2 separate regions of the Homo sapiens genome follow, and region 2 is linked to region 1. The links are chromatin contacts, found by Hi-C or POLR2A ChIA-PET in ENCODE. All regions are on one chromosome and are shown on one strand. Each heading gives the region's core, a stretch centred on a gene start or an enhancer-like site at or near the end of the contact. The rest is flanking DNA. Distances are from core to core; before and after follow the strand shown.

Region 1 (7,323 bases), core at 1,872-4,371:
CTCTAAATGTCCATACTGCCCAAAGCAATTAACAGATTTAACACAATTCCTATCAAATTACCAACATTATTTTTTCATGGAATTAGAAAAAACAATCTTAAAATTCATATGGAACCAACAGAGTCATAATAACCAAGGTAATCCTAAACAAAAAGAACAAAGACTACAGTAACCAAAACAGCATGGTACTGGTGCAAAAATAGACACATAGACCCATGTAACAGAATGCAGAACCCAGAAACAGAGCCACTCATCTACAAACAACTGATCTTTAACAAAAGGTGACAAAAATAAACAATGGATAAAGGACACCCTGTTCGACAAATGGTGCTGGGAAAACTGGTTAGCCATGTGCAGAAGAATAAAACTGGACCCCTACCTCTCACCATATACAAAAATTAACTCAAGATGGATTAAAGGCTTAAATGTAAGACCTCAAACTATTAAAATACTACAAGAAAGCCTACAAAAAATGTCTTCTGGATATGGGCCTAGGGAAAGAATTTATGCTTTTAAGACCTCAAAAGCAAATGTAATAAAATTAAAAATTGAAACCTAATTAAACCAAATACTTTCTGCACAGCAAAAGAAGCTATCAACAGAGTAAGGAGACAGCCTACAAAATGGGAGAAGATATTTACAAACTATACATCTGACAAAGGACTAATATTCAGAATCTATACTTAACTTAAATCAACAAGAAAAAACCCATTAAAAATTGGGCATAGGATATGAACAGACACTTCTCAAAAAAAGACATACAAGCAGCCAACAAGCATATGGAAAAATGCTCGACAACACTAATAATCAGGGAAATGCAAGTCAAAAACCGCATGAGACACCATCTCACACCAATCACATAGCTATTATTAAAACGTCAAAAAATAACAGATGTTGGTGAGGATGCAGAGAAAAGGGAACACCTATACACTGTCGATGGAAATGTAAATTTGTTCAGCCACTGTGGAGAGCAGTTTGGAGTTTCCTTGAAGAACTAAAAATAGCACTACAATTTGACCCAGGAATCCCATTACCATGTGTCTATCCGAAGGAAAAGAAATAGTTCTACTAAAGCTATTCCTGTACTTGTATGTTCATGGCAGCACTATTCACAATAGCAAAGTCATGGTGCCCACTAATGGTGGCTTAGATGAAGAATATGAGATACTTAGACACTATGGAATACCATTCAGCCTTAAAAAGGAATGAAATCATGTCCTTTGCAGCAACATGGATGCAGCAGGAGGACATTATCCTAAATGAATTAACACAGAAACAGAAAGTCAAATACCACATATTCTCATTATAAGTGAGAGCTAAACATTGCATGCATGTGGGCATAAGATGGGAACAATAACACTAAGGACTCCAAAACAGGGAGGGAGGAAAGAGAGCAAGAGTTGAAAAACTACTTACTGGGTACTATGTTCACTCTCTGGGTGTTGGGTTCAATAGAAGCCCAAACCTCAGCATTTCACAATATATCCACGTAACAAACCTGCATACATACCCGCTGAATCTAAAATTTGAAGAAAATAAAACAAAAACAGAGAAATCTGCACTTGTACCGGTTTAAAGAAATAAATACGTTTTAATCTAATCAAATATATCAAATCTTTTACTTTATAATTTTGGTTTACTGGATTTTGTTAATATGCTCTTTCTTACACTGAGATTATGCAAAAATTCTTCTGCATTTTCCTCAAACTTATTTTAGTTTTGCTTTAGATGTTTAGATCTCTTATCAACGGGGTAACAATTTATCTTTGTGTATGATATAAACAAGAAGTCTAAATAAATATACACACATATATACATACATACACACATATATACATGTGTAAATACACAGTACATGTAATTTTTCTCTGTGGGTAACCAATTAATGTTTATCAGTTAGCCCATGCATGTTCTATTGATTTGTAATGCCACTGCTTCATGTATCCAATTTCCAAATATGTATGAGTCTCTTTCTGAACTCTCTATTCTGTTCCACTGGCAAGTCATCCATCACTGTGCCAATAGCACACTGCCTGAACTACTATAGTTTTATAATAAGTCTTGATATCTGGTAGAGTGACCCTCTCCATCTTCTTCTCTTTCAGAATTTTCTATTCCTAGCTGTTTTCTTCCATTCAAATTTTGAAATAAGCTTGTCAAGTTCAGCAATAAAAATCCAGTTGAGGTTATAATTTGAATTGCATTAGAATAGATGGATTTGAAGATGAATGACAGTTTTCTTCTTATCCTTGAACATGGTTTCATCTCTCCTTTCATTTAAGTATTCTCGAAGGTCTTTCAATGAAATTTCATACTTTTTTCATATTTGCACATCCTTTGTTAGATTTAATACTAGGTACTTCAGATTTTGTAATACTACTATTTGTGCTATCTGTATTTTCTGTTTAAGTCTTCACAACCCTATGAGTTAGATATTTTCACGTTCATTTTCTAGCTAAGGAAACTAAGGTCCAGAAAGATTAAGTAACTCACCATGTTATCAGTAGTCAGTGATGGGGACGGGATGCAAAACAAGTTCTATCTGACCCCAAATTCTGTGTTCTTAACCTCCAATCCATACTCTGTCTTCTGATGATTGTCTTTAAAGCATTTTTAAATGAAACAACTTAAGGGTATTCAAAGGCACAAAACAACAACAACAATAGTAACTACCTATCTCCCTGGAGAAAACGTTAAGTACCTCAAACTTTATTCTCTATACAAATAACCTGGGACTTCTATTACAATGTACATCTTAATCCTGTAGGTCTGGGGTGGAGCCTGCAAATATTTAGGTATTCCCAAATGTCTTTCAATGAAATTTTATACTTTTTAAAATAATTGCACATCTTTTGTTAGATTTAATACTGGGTGCCTTATACTGTTTTTTAAATTGTTGTTCATTTATCTGCATTGTGAGGCTGGGTATCCTCACAGCCCTATGAGTTAGATGTTTTATGTCTATTTTGTAATGAAGGAATCTAAGGTATAAAGTAACTAACAATATATCATCAGCAGTAAGTGACCAGGTAATACAAATGCTGCCGGTCCAAGGAACCCCTTCCAGAACCACCACTAACTCTACAGCATTTTCTGGTGAGGAACCCTTTAATTAACATGATTAAAGGTGAGAACTCCACCAGATGGCAGCAGAAGCTCATCATTTTGTCTCAAATGATTCCATTTCCCTCTGGATGGAGTGTTAGCTGTTGGCAAATGCCTGACTCGTTAGGTTATTGCGGTGAAGTGAATCAGAATCAGGGCCTTTCACTCCTGATGCTGTGTGCAATCTTACCTACTACAGCGCCTCAGTGTTGACAAGGGATTTTCAGCAAAAGCATCCAGCCGGGACATGCCCACGAGCTTCTCCCAAAAACCTTATGGCAGGAGGCTTATAAATGAGAATGAAAACTGTTTTCCATGGGTTGCTTTTTCATCACAGTGAGTTCAATTTAGGTACTTAACCAAGAAAAGGAAACATGATTTGAAATGTTTGGCAGGGGATTAGAAGAGGAAATGATTCATTCACTGTGGGGAACGGGAAGCTATTCAGGCAGATAAACCTGAAACAGAGTCCAAAGATTCAGAGGAAATCCAAGAATAATGCCAGGGACCCACCTCCATCCAAAGCCTAGGCCCAGCCTCTCCCCAGGGGTGCCAGATTACCCCTCTTCCTCAGTGCTTTTTTTCTTTTTAAAAACTGAATATATATATATAGTTGAATTATGAAAAGGATCCATCATCTTGTACTGCTCCCACCCTAAGCTTGGTAAAATGAGGCACCTGTCACTAAGAAGGCTAATGAGTTCATTATATTCTCTTGCCTTTTAGTTACTTAAAAGCAATAATTTGGGCACTGGGGAGGCCCTCAGCGCTGCCTTGAGTGAGCTGTGAGTAGGCTTTAGCCTAGTATAGGCAGCCCCCAAATTTCAATAGTTCAACTTAAGATTTTTGAACTTTACGATGGTGCAGAAATCATATGCATTCAGTAGAAGCTGTACTTGGAGTACCCATACAGCAATTCAATTCTGTTTTTCAATTTCAGTACAATATTCAATACATTACATGAGATATTCAGCACTTTATTATAAAACAGGCTTTGTGTTAGATGATTTGCCCAACCACAGGCTATTGTAATTGTTGGAGCATATTTAAGGTAAGCTAGGCTAAACTATGATGTTCAGCAGCTTTGGTGTATTAAGTGCATTTTTGACTTACAATATTTTCTATTTCCAGTAAGTTTATCCCATCGTAAGCCAAAGAGCAGCTGTACAGGATGGCATTTGGCAGTCCCTAGGCAGGTCTCACTTCCTCCTCTCCCCTTACTCTGCCATAACCATCTCTCCCATTGACTCAGTCAGCACTGTCTGTGCTGCTGCACAGGGCTGTCTCCCAGAGTGTGTTCACATAGTCCAGTCTATCAGATTGCTTTGCTAATGTGCCAATGGCAACAGGGAGAATGAAACAGACAAGGATTCTGTGGGCTGTCCTTGGCTGAGACGCACATTGAGGGAGAATTCAACCTGCTCCACCACGCCAGGCCCCAGGGAAGGAGGCCAGGGAGCCTAAGAGGGGTCAGGTGGAGGTGTATGGTAGTGAGTAGGGAATCAGGAGATTATCAGCCGTCCTATTATTTAATGGTTCTTGCTTCAAGCATTTGCTGGGAAAGAGGGGTCCCGAGAACAGGTCCATGCCACTGAGACTCAGTGACTTATACTAGGGCAAGTGTAAATGTTCTGGTATTAGGGTTCTCTTGACAACCAGAACTAATAGGGTAAATATATATTAGAGTTTATTAAGGAGTATTAACTCACATGGTCACAAGGTCCTACAATCGGCCATCTGCAAGCTGAGGAGCAAGGAAGCCAGTCTGAGTCCCAAAACTGAAGAACTGGGAGTCCAATGTTCAAGGGCAGGAAGGATCCAGCACAGGAGAAAGATGTAGGCTAGGAGGCTAGGCCAGTCTAGTCTTTTCACGTTTTTCTGCCTGTTTTATATTCTGGCCATGCCGGCAGCTGATTAGATGGTGTTCGTGTTCACCCAGATTAAGGGTGGGTCTGTCTTTCCGAGCCCACTGACTCAAACGTTAATCTTCTTTGGCAACACCCTCACAGATACACCCAGGATCGATACTTTGCATCCTTCAATCCAATCAAGTTGACACTCAGTATTAACCATCACAGTTTACATCTCAGGCTCCAAGTGTTAAATCTTCATCCATAGCTCTAGAAGATGTTCATCTAAGCATGGAAGTGATGCTCTGTAGGGCAGTGTCCTAAGGGAGCCCCTCCCTTAACCCTTCTCCAGCCTGTGAGGTCCTACTGAAGAGTCAGAGACAGAAAGCAACCAAGTAGGTTCCTCCTGACAAGAAGCTTCTAGAAGTCAGGAATTCCAGCCTCATGTATGGCCACCATCCACTTTAGTGCCTGGGACATTGATGTGGCACAGACTGTATTGCTAATTAACTTGCATGTATCATCACACTCCATCCTCACCAAGATTCTCTGAGGTAGGCACTGGTACCATCTTCACTTTACAGGGAAGAGAACAGCAGCTTAGCAGGTCAGGGTACTTCTCCAAAATCATGTGGCTACAGGATGTGGAGTTGGGGTATGAACTTAAAACTGAGGTCCAGGGTCCAATGTGTGGCCTCTTAGACACCAAGCGCTCGCTCGCTCTCTCTCTCTCTCTATATATATACACACACACACACACACACACACACACACACACACACACACATATACATATACATATACACCAGAAATAAGACACCAAGCATCTTGACCACTGGCCAAGATTATCAAAAAAATTTTTGGTAGTGGGTTTTGGACCCCAGGACTCTTTTCTCTGAGTCCGAAGCCTCTGGTTCTCTCATGGCAGGGCAGGGCATGGTGCCCTGGAGCTTTCAGCCGCACTTCCCTGTTGCTGCCTTGACCACACCTTTCTTATGGCTCTGTCTTAATCCGTTGACACATCAAGGCCATTGCTTGAATCATAGGCTAACACACTGGGACAGGTTGCTACTGTGAATCACTTTATAAAATAAAGACACCTTTTATTTAAAAATTCCCAAGTTGATTTTTTGTTAATTCTCCACCAGTGATTTTCAACTATCTCTAAATCACTGACTGCTCTGAGAATGTAGTAAAAGCTACAGACTCTTGCCCTATAAAAGAGCACACACACACACAACAGGGCACACAACTTTAGGTAGGGTTCATTTATCCCCCCAAGTCCTATCTAGAAACCTCAGGCTAGGAACCCCCAACAAAAATGGCGATTATTTGGGTATATTCAAATTGGAAAACACCTACAAAATGCCATTGTCATCATTTACTAAAGGACAAGCTAAAAAAAGAAAGGGACAGAGCTTGGACATTATTCACCTGAAGTTTGTATATTTTAATCTTTATGCAGGCATCAATAATATTGCTTTTAAAACTCTTAGGAGGCCGGGCACGGTGGCTCATGCCTGTAATCCCGGCACTTTGGGAGGCCAAGGCGGGCGAATCACAAGGTCAGGAGATCGAGACCATCCTGGCTAACACAGTGAAACCCCGTCTCTACTAAAAATACAAAAAAAAATTAGCCAGGCATGGTGGTGGGTGCCAGTAGTCCCAGCTACTCGAGAGGCTGAGGCAGGATAATGGCGTGAACCCGGGAGGCGGAGCTTGCATTGAGCCAAGATCACACCACTGCACTCCAGCCTGGGCAACAGAGCAAAATTCCATCTAAAAAAAAAAAAAAAAAAAAAAAAAAAAAAAAAAAAAAACACTCTTAGGAGAAAGGATTTTACTAGGAAGATGTAGAGGTTATTCTAATTTTTTAAGCAGTTCTATCTGGTGTCTTAAGGAGGGAGGAGGATTTGGAGATTACTTCAGCTGGAAGGAATAGCATTTGCCTAGCTGGACAGGAACCAGGGGTCTGTCCCACATAGGACAAGGCTCTGCTCTCCACACAGGACAAGGATCTTCTAGGGGTGTTAACTGAGGGGGGCCAGTGGCAGGAGCTTGGCTTAGAATGGGAAAACAGATCAGAGACTTTAGCTCCATCCACGCAGTCCTACAGGGCTAACTCCAGGGCCCACTTGCAGAGAGGAGAACAGATTTTCAGGCAGAAGGTAAATGTTGAGCATCTTAGGATATTCTTGAGAGTCCTTTGCCCTCCTGGGAGATCTATCTGAGCTCTGTGCTTCTTGGCTTAAAGATAATGTAACAGAGCTTTGCAGTCAGGCTAGGGTGAAAAGCCATCCTGGTTTGCCTGGTATTCTCCTGGTCTTAGTGAGATGTGACAACGTGCTAGCAGCCCTTGCTTGCTCTC
Region 2 (7,309 bases), core at 4,443-6,942, 320 kb after region 1:
GCTCCATTGCGCATGCACACATTTATCCTTTGATAAATATTCATGACTCCTCCTATAGCTTATTGAATACATATATTTGGCCACCCTGCTCAGCATAAATTCCTGTTCTCTTTGCCCCTCCCTCAGAGTGTCTGTTTCTGGCTTCTGGCTGTGGGGTCAGCCTGTCAGCATGGCCACCCTACAGGCTGCAACCCTTTATGAGAAATAACTTTCCAAATTTGTGAACCTCATCATTCCTCAGTTGACACTCCCCTTTTCCTTTCTGAATGGAAAATGGTTTTGTTCAAATACCCCTCTCCTCCCATACGAAACAAGGAAGGTGATCTTAAACTCAGCAGATTTAGGCTGTACTTTGTCTAAGAAACTAGTCATAGTGTTACTGACCACTGGTTCTTGGGCTGTCAATGCAATAGAGATTGATGTGAGGCCAAAACAGTTTCCCTAGACAAGCCTTCATTGGAGCTTATGCTTGGACATAAGGGAGGTAGCACAAAAGAGAGAATTCCCTGACTGACTCCCCAAAAAGAACTAGTCGTGGTTTTTTATTAGGCAAAGTGCGGGAATTGACATCAGGGGTAGGATATGCAGGCTGGACTGGGCAAAGCATATCATGTGTAGGCTATGCAGGTCAGCATTACCTGGTTAGTATGGCTATCTTGAGTAATGGGCAGCCAGAGGCAACAAGGCTGTAAATCAATTGTTCAGCATTCCTTCCCTACCTAGGACACTCCACAACCTTGGTCATCTCCTAAGGCCAGTTCTGGGAAATCTTTTTTTTTTTTTTTCCCAGACAGGATCTCACTCTGTTGCCCAGGCTGGAGTGCAGTGGTGTGATCTTGGCTTGCTGCAGCCTCCACCTTCCAGGCTCAAGCAATCCTCCCACCTCAGCCTCCTGAGTAGCTGGGACCAAAGGCACAGACCACCACGCTTAGCTAATTTTTCAATTTTTTGTAGAAATGAGGTCTTGCTGTGGGGTACACGTTGGTCTTGAACTTCTGGGCCCAAGCAATCCTCCCACCTTGGCCTCCCAAAGTGCTGGAATTGCAGGTGTGAGCTATTGTGCCCAGCCTAGTTCCTGGAATTCTTTAAGTAAAAGGCATGGTTTAAACATTAAGGCATCAGTGAGGTAGTAGTGTAGGTTTTGTGCTCGGTGAGGGTGCATGAAAGAATGCTCTAGTAGGGGTGAGGTGAAGCTAAGCCCCATTTCTACTCTGTCTCAATTATAACCTCATTTTCATTTCCAGTGATTGGTCTACAAATGTACAAAATATAGTTTTGGTAAATGAGACCTAAGGAGAATTCTAATGGGGAATTTCTGAGAAGGGTTTCCCCTGCTCTCAAGAAAGAGACACGGAAGAGTAAGTTCCTTCTTCCTCCCCTGCTGCAGCCAACTTTTGACCATATGGTAGTCTGGGCTTTGGGGAATTGCTCATATAGAGGACTGAAGAGTGGAGAGAGAGAAGTTGGGCTCTTGATGAGGCTGGTGAGCTGTGATTGAAGATTATCTTATCAGTGGACTTGTTATATGAAATGATAAATGTCTGTATCATTTAAACTAGTTTTACTCAGAGTTTTGTCTTTTGTAGCCCAAGGAATCTGAACTAGTATATCACTGTTCTTTCCAAATAATAACCTTTCACTTTATTTGGCTGCGTTTTTTTGCTAATGCCTAAGCTCTACTTGAACTTTATTAGATAATTATTCTGCTTTCTTCTGTGCTCTAAACATTTCTTGATTTGATACAACTTCAAACATTACTAATTAATGCAGTGTATGTATGCTACAAATGGGTTACAAAGGCAATGAGATATTGACTCCTTCGGTCCTTAGGGTGGCCGGAAACCTCATGATGGTCAGCCTTGCCCTGGCGGGAAGCAGCTTCCTCCATTTATTCGAGTGCTGAACAAATAACATTTTCAAATGTGTTCAATGAATTAATGTATTGTTGCTTATTTCAAAATAATTAGAAAGATCACTTAGCAGGGCTGAATCCAAATTCCCTATGGAATATCAACTAATTAAGTTGGAATCTTAATTAAATGATTAATGGAATAGACTTCTAATAGATGAAATTAGCTATATTTCTCTCTATTCCATATTCTTTTCGTGGATTTTTGTCATTGACCCCAATTTGCTTGTGGAAACTGGGAGACAACAGAAAACTCTGAAGCACTGGTTTAGAACACAGATGGCCTGAGTTCCAGTCCATGTCTGCTCGTGGATTGTGCGTAAATATTCTACCCTCTCTAGACAGTAGTTCCCTCCTTATCTGTTTCAATGTGAGGCTTGGATTTGCTGATCTATGGAATACCAAGTGTTTTATTTTGATAAAAATATCCCTATATTCATTGATTATCAAGTTTGTCAGTTCTTTAAACAAATGCAATTTGTTTTTCAGGGTGCTTATATTTTTTTCCTGTCATGCTATTTATTATGTATTATAATTAACTCTCCAAATTAATGGTTTTCAAGTGTTAAATGGTAGAGAGCAATGATTCCGAAGACAGTAGATGGGTATAGTAGATAATGTCACATTATCTCCTTTGATAATGAATCGTAACTTCATAATAACTTAAACTGTCATATTCTTAAACTAAAGAGGAAGTTCTGTGTGGGAGGATAGGCGGGTGTTAAAGATAAAAACATAATGGGTTTTGGTTGTGAAATTGTGATATCATATTCCCTCAAAAAGGCTCTATGAAGTCAAATGTAAAACAGTATCCGTTGAAACAAAACAAACTTCATTATTATTCTTTTGCTCCTAGGTAGGCTTCTGAAACATTTCGTTTGTTTACTATTTTTACTTCTTATACAAAACCACGTCTTTTTTTTTTTTTTTTTTTTTTTTGAGATGGAGTCTTGCTCTGTCGCCCAGGCTGGAGTGCAGTGGTGTGATCTTGGTTCATCACAACCTCCGCCTCCCGGGTTCAAGTGATTCTCATGCCTCAGCTTCTCATGCCTCACCCTCCGGAATAGCTGGGATTACAGGTGTGTGCCACCACTCCCGGCTAATTTTATTTTTTGTATTTTTACATGTCTTTAAATGGTCCTTCATGTCTTTGTGTGTGTGAAGGAATGGGAGGGGTGGGAGGCAAGAGGTTGGCAAAGAAATCATTTGTCTCTTTGTCAAAGAAATCTCAAAAAGACATAATGATCCACCTATATTCGCTAGTGCATTTTTTTTTATCACGTCTCTGCAGAGTTGGGATATGTAAAACAAAACACAAGGTAACATGTTTCACACTTAAAAGCATGATAGACTGTAGGTTACAGGTGAAGTGAGGTGAGGTGATTTAACAAGCTGCAGTGTTTTAAATATCTCCTATACTAAGTGGTTTGGTTGCAAAAGGAACTTCAAGGGAACATGACATGACCTAAAATATAGAGAAGAGCGTCTTATTTAAGCAATACAATGTGTGAAGTATGTTAACAAAATCTAGCTCTGCGTGTACTATATAATATCTGAACTGGGATACATCAGCTCCTGTGGTTCACTATTTTTGGTTCTAAAATGTCAGTACTAGGGGCCAGCCTAACGGTTCTGATTACCTTTCACACATTAGGGAGATAGCAGCTCTGAGGTATCATATGATACAGACACCTTCTCTGTACTGATCAAACACATCATTCAGTATGGAGTCATTAACTGGAAGGGTTTGCAGCAGTGGAAGTGAACTCTAAACACCACTATGTCCTTCACTTATTCATGCAAAAATTATTTATTGTATACTTACCCAGGCATTGGGGATACAGCCTTAAAAAAGATTACGACTCTGCCCTCACAAAGCTTGCATTCTTGAGAAGGGAGACTGATAATAAGCAACAAATCCAAAACATTGTTTCAGACAGTGATGAGTGCTGAGAAGGAAATAAAGCAAGGCCAAGTCTTTATAGAGTGTTTGTGGCTATTTTAGATGTATGGTCAGACAAGGGTTCTTTGCAGAGGTGACATTTGAGCCGAGACTTAAATGACAAGATGGAATCAGTAGGCAAAGCACTAAGCAGAAGAAACAGTTCTTGTGCGAGGAGCGAGCAAAAGGAATTATTAACAATGATGGATGGAACTTGGCGACTTCCGGGAACAGCATGAAGGCCTTTGTTACCAAAATATGGTGAGTATGTGCTGATGAGGTCCCAGAGTTAGGCAAGGAGTTTCATTTTTTATTCTAAGTGCAGTTGGTATCCACTGGAAGTTTCAAGTAGAGCGTGCGTTGTGAGGGATGTAATAACAACAGGCAGTTTAAAATACAATATTGTACTTCGATTTGACTTCTTCGAAACCTAGTTTCCAATTCCAGTGCTGGTCAAACAACACCCTGGCCGTCCCTGTTTGAGCAGGCTGTTTGCGCTTGCCGCGGCTTGTTTGTCCCTGGCGCCCCGCTGTTGAAAGCCTCAGAGCGTGTGACAGTTGGCAGGCGCAGTGAGGCGCAGCCCGAGCCAAGTCAATGCAGGGGCCGGGGCTGAGGGAGGGGAAGAGGCAGAGGAGGCGGTGATGGCGCGCTGGGAGGGCGGCGGCCTCTGCAGCGAGGGTGGTGGCGATGCGCATACCGAGAGGATAAGGAAGCGGTTCCCGACGAGCCTCCTCGGGGCTTATGGGGCCCCTGGCGGTTCGGCCTCGGAGGCTAGCGGGGCTGCCCGATTTGGCACTGGAAACAATGGTGGCTCGGGGCTGGAGGCAATGGCGCGAGTGCTGGGGGGCAGGGGCGACTAGGGGAGTTTCGGTTTCTCGGGCCTAGCGCCGCGGAGCCTTGCTGCGGGCCCCAGTGGTAGCACCCCCGGGAACCGCAGGTGTTGATTTAAGGCTCGGAACAGGCGGGCCTTCTGCCCACATCCTGCGGCGCCCGCGACCCGGGCCGGGCGATCCGGCGCCGGGTTTTGTTATCCGCCCGCACCTAGAGGCCGCAAGGCAGCCGCCAGCCCCGGGACTGGACCCCAGGGCGCCCTCGGCCCTGCGAGGTCCCCGCCCTCTCTTCCGTCTCCTCCTCACCGCCCTCCTGAGGCACTCTGATGCGGGCGGGCATCTCTGCCGAAAACACCTACAGCGCCCGCTCCCTCGGTCCTTCGAGCAGTGATCCCTCCGCGGCCAACCTCCCCAGGGAAACCAGCGATTCGCGGTTCAGATAGCGACCTTCGCCCGCAGGTTCCTGCTCTGCCTTCAGACTTCGGCTTCAGTGGCACCTGCTCAGCGAGGCCTCGTCTAACCAAGCCATCCGAATTAACTACCCACTCACTCGCCATCACATCACCCCGATTTAATTCGCAGCGGGGCACTGACTTTACACTCGTGTGTCTTCTGTGTTTATTTATGGTCTGTTTCTGGAATGTCCGCTCCTGGGACTGGGACCATGATTTTCTGGCGCAGTGCGGGTGTCTCGGCGTCCGGGATCGGGCGGGTCGCAGTAGGGCTCCACATTTGTTGAGTGACTGAACACCGTTCCCGGCCGGGGAGAGCGCCGCAGCCGGGTCCACTTCAGGTAGGGGCTGGGCTTTCCCGGCCCCGCCTAGGCCCCGCCCCCAGCGCGAACCCGCTCCCACCTCGCCTGTCCACGGAGCAGCAGGGGGTTTGACTGTGCTTTTCCCTCTTGCTTCCCTCGCTCTTTCTGCAGCTGCCACGAAAACCCGGAACGGCGGAGCGGCGCCGCCCCTCGCGGCACCTCCCTGGCAGCCCTTGGAGGCCGCGCTGGGCATGCTCAGTCAGCTGGGCCGCCTCAGCTCTCGGAGTAGGAAGCTCGGGCGCTCCGGCTGTAAGGAGCCGCGGCGGGGGGAAAATGGAGCCCTTCACCAATGGTGAGTGGGCTGCCGAGGCGCCGGGACCCGGGCTCTCCGGAGCCCTGAGGGTCGTGGGCAGTCGTGACACGCGGGGTCGGGCTGCAGCCGTCTCCCCCAACACCGCGGGCTTCCCACGAGGGCTGAGGGAGGCAGGGAGAGGGGATCTGGGGGAGGCAGGGAGGTTCGGGGGGCGGGCGGCGGCCAGTGCGGGACCCGGGGCTGGCTTGAAGGTCAGCGCCGCCGCCGCTCGCCCGGGGTGCGGCCGGTGGGCAAACAGCAAAGTTTGGGCTGCTGTGCGCAGAGGAGTGGGCAGTGGGAAAGTTGGCAGCTCAGGTTTGCCCCCGGAGGAGGCGGTGTCGGCCCGACTCTCCTGTAGGAGCGTTAAGTTGTGGCAGCTGCCGAGCCCAACTTTTGTGGGGCGCCAGGAGCTGTCCCCCTGCCCTTCAGTGAGCTGCCGGCGTGACTTTTCCTAATAGGGCGGGGTGGGGGTGGGAGGCTTGGCAGGTTAATGTTGTGGAAGGAAGGGAAACTTCAGGAAAGGCTTGCTCACCTCGCTCGGTGCCGCGGAGGTGCCTGGCCACAGTGCCACCCTCCTGACCCTGCCGAGGTACTCGGCAGGGCCACCACGCATCCCCTCACTGGCTGCAGATCACATCAGTTTTTCAGTCAAAGACTTGTTAATGTCAAGGGTCCGTCACGGTGGTGATACCACTGTGTGACAGGAAGCGAGAGTCAACGCAGGGAGCCTGCACCCTGCAAACAGCCACAGCCCTTCACTGAACGGGGAGCATAAATCCCACCCTAGTTAGAACCATGGCTTTTGTGCGGACCAGAAGTGCCAGAGCCACAATATAGGGGTGAGATGTCTTACCGTTTTGCGGTGTTGAGTGTGTGGATTCCCTTTTAAGATAGAAAGTAGGAAAACTGCCAGTAAGGGAGACGACTCACTAAAAGAGGATTCAGTCTCTGGTTGACATGTTTTGCTGAGTGTGGTTGGTTACTTCAGGTACAGTATCACATTAATAGGGGCCACAGTCTATATCCCTGTTTAGTTTGTTAGTTACCACTCAAGAGCAGACAGATATTGTCCACTTTATCCCAAATCCCAGCCAGACTTTGTTGTATGCTGTGCTTCATTCATGGGGCTGTGAACTACTGATTATATTCTCCCTATTCCTAATGTAGAATGCTTTATTCTACTGCCATCTTTCTGTCTGCACTGTTTAATTAGGCTTACTGATAACAACTTTAATTCTGAATTTTCTTTCTCATTCAGGTTCTATTTGTAATTACTAAGACTTAAAGAATAGTCTGGTGAAGTTACTCGAAGAATTAAGGAAGGTTTGAGCTAAAATGAACTAGAGACCATCTAGTACTTTAGTGTAAAATATGTTTAATACAAGTCGTTAAGTCCTTGTAAGTGACTATTCCAATGTTCATTCTTTGTTTTTGGAAGAATGCTTGGAGTTACCATGTTTTTAAATGTGAAATTTCATCTAAATTAAAAAAAAAATCTCTGTGATGAGGCTGACTCACCCAT

What was found. Hi-C counts contacts between places; a loop is a spot of excess contacts on that map. ChIA-PET counts read pairs that join two places held with the same protein, here RNA polymerase II (POLR2A). Pooled maps may share reads with other maps.
Region 2: a map of PC-9 shows a loop between it and region 1 (6-fold over the local background). The contact joins the promoter of LNPEP here to the enhancer-like site in region 1. A Hi-C loop is called at or near these places in 5 of 168 maps with a recorded cell type or tissue (Caco-2, IMR-90, MCF 10A and 2 more) and 10 of 50 pooled maps. POLR2A ChIA-PET finds 5 or more read pairs at or near these places in 2 of 52 experiments (A673 and AG04450).

Annotation. Positions count from the first base shown.
Region 1 is chr5:96,611,055-96,618,377 of GRCh38, forward strand. The region is part of intron 4 of LOC101929710 (a long non-coding RNA gene); the gene reads left to right. It also overlaps a transcript of CAST not described here. Among named protein-coding and RNA genes, the nearest start is that of CAST, 48 kb to the right of the region's middle. Within about 2 kb of position 3,122, at least 17 of the 41 ENCODE cell types and tissues checked have a DNase peak (open chromatin) inside an H3K27ac peak, as active enhancers do; they include A673 and PC-9, where a contact is called at or near this core.
Region 2 is chr5:96,930,388-96,937,696 of GRCh38, forward strand. LNPEP (leucyl and cystinyl aminopeptidase) reads left to right here and starts at 5,693. Exons shown (of 18, transcript NM_005575.3): 1 at 5,693-5,787. The coding sequence starts at 5,769. LOC124901030 reads right to left here and starts at 5,688. Exons shown (of 1, transcript XM_047417984.1): 1 at 3,704-5,688. The coding sequence starts at 5,688. The coding sequence ends at 4,984. It also overlaps a transcript of ERAP1 not described here. RefSeq lists enhancers at 1,206-1,365, 3,897-4,106, 4,167-4,296, 4,607-4,746, 5,047-5,356 and silencers at 4,377-4,496, 4,937-5,006, 5,947-6,016, 6,147-6,226.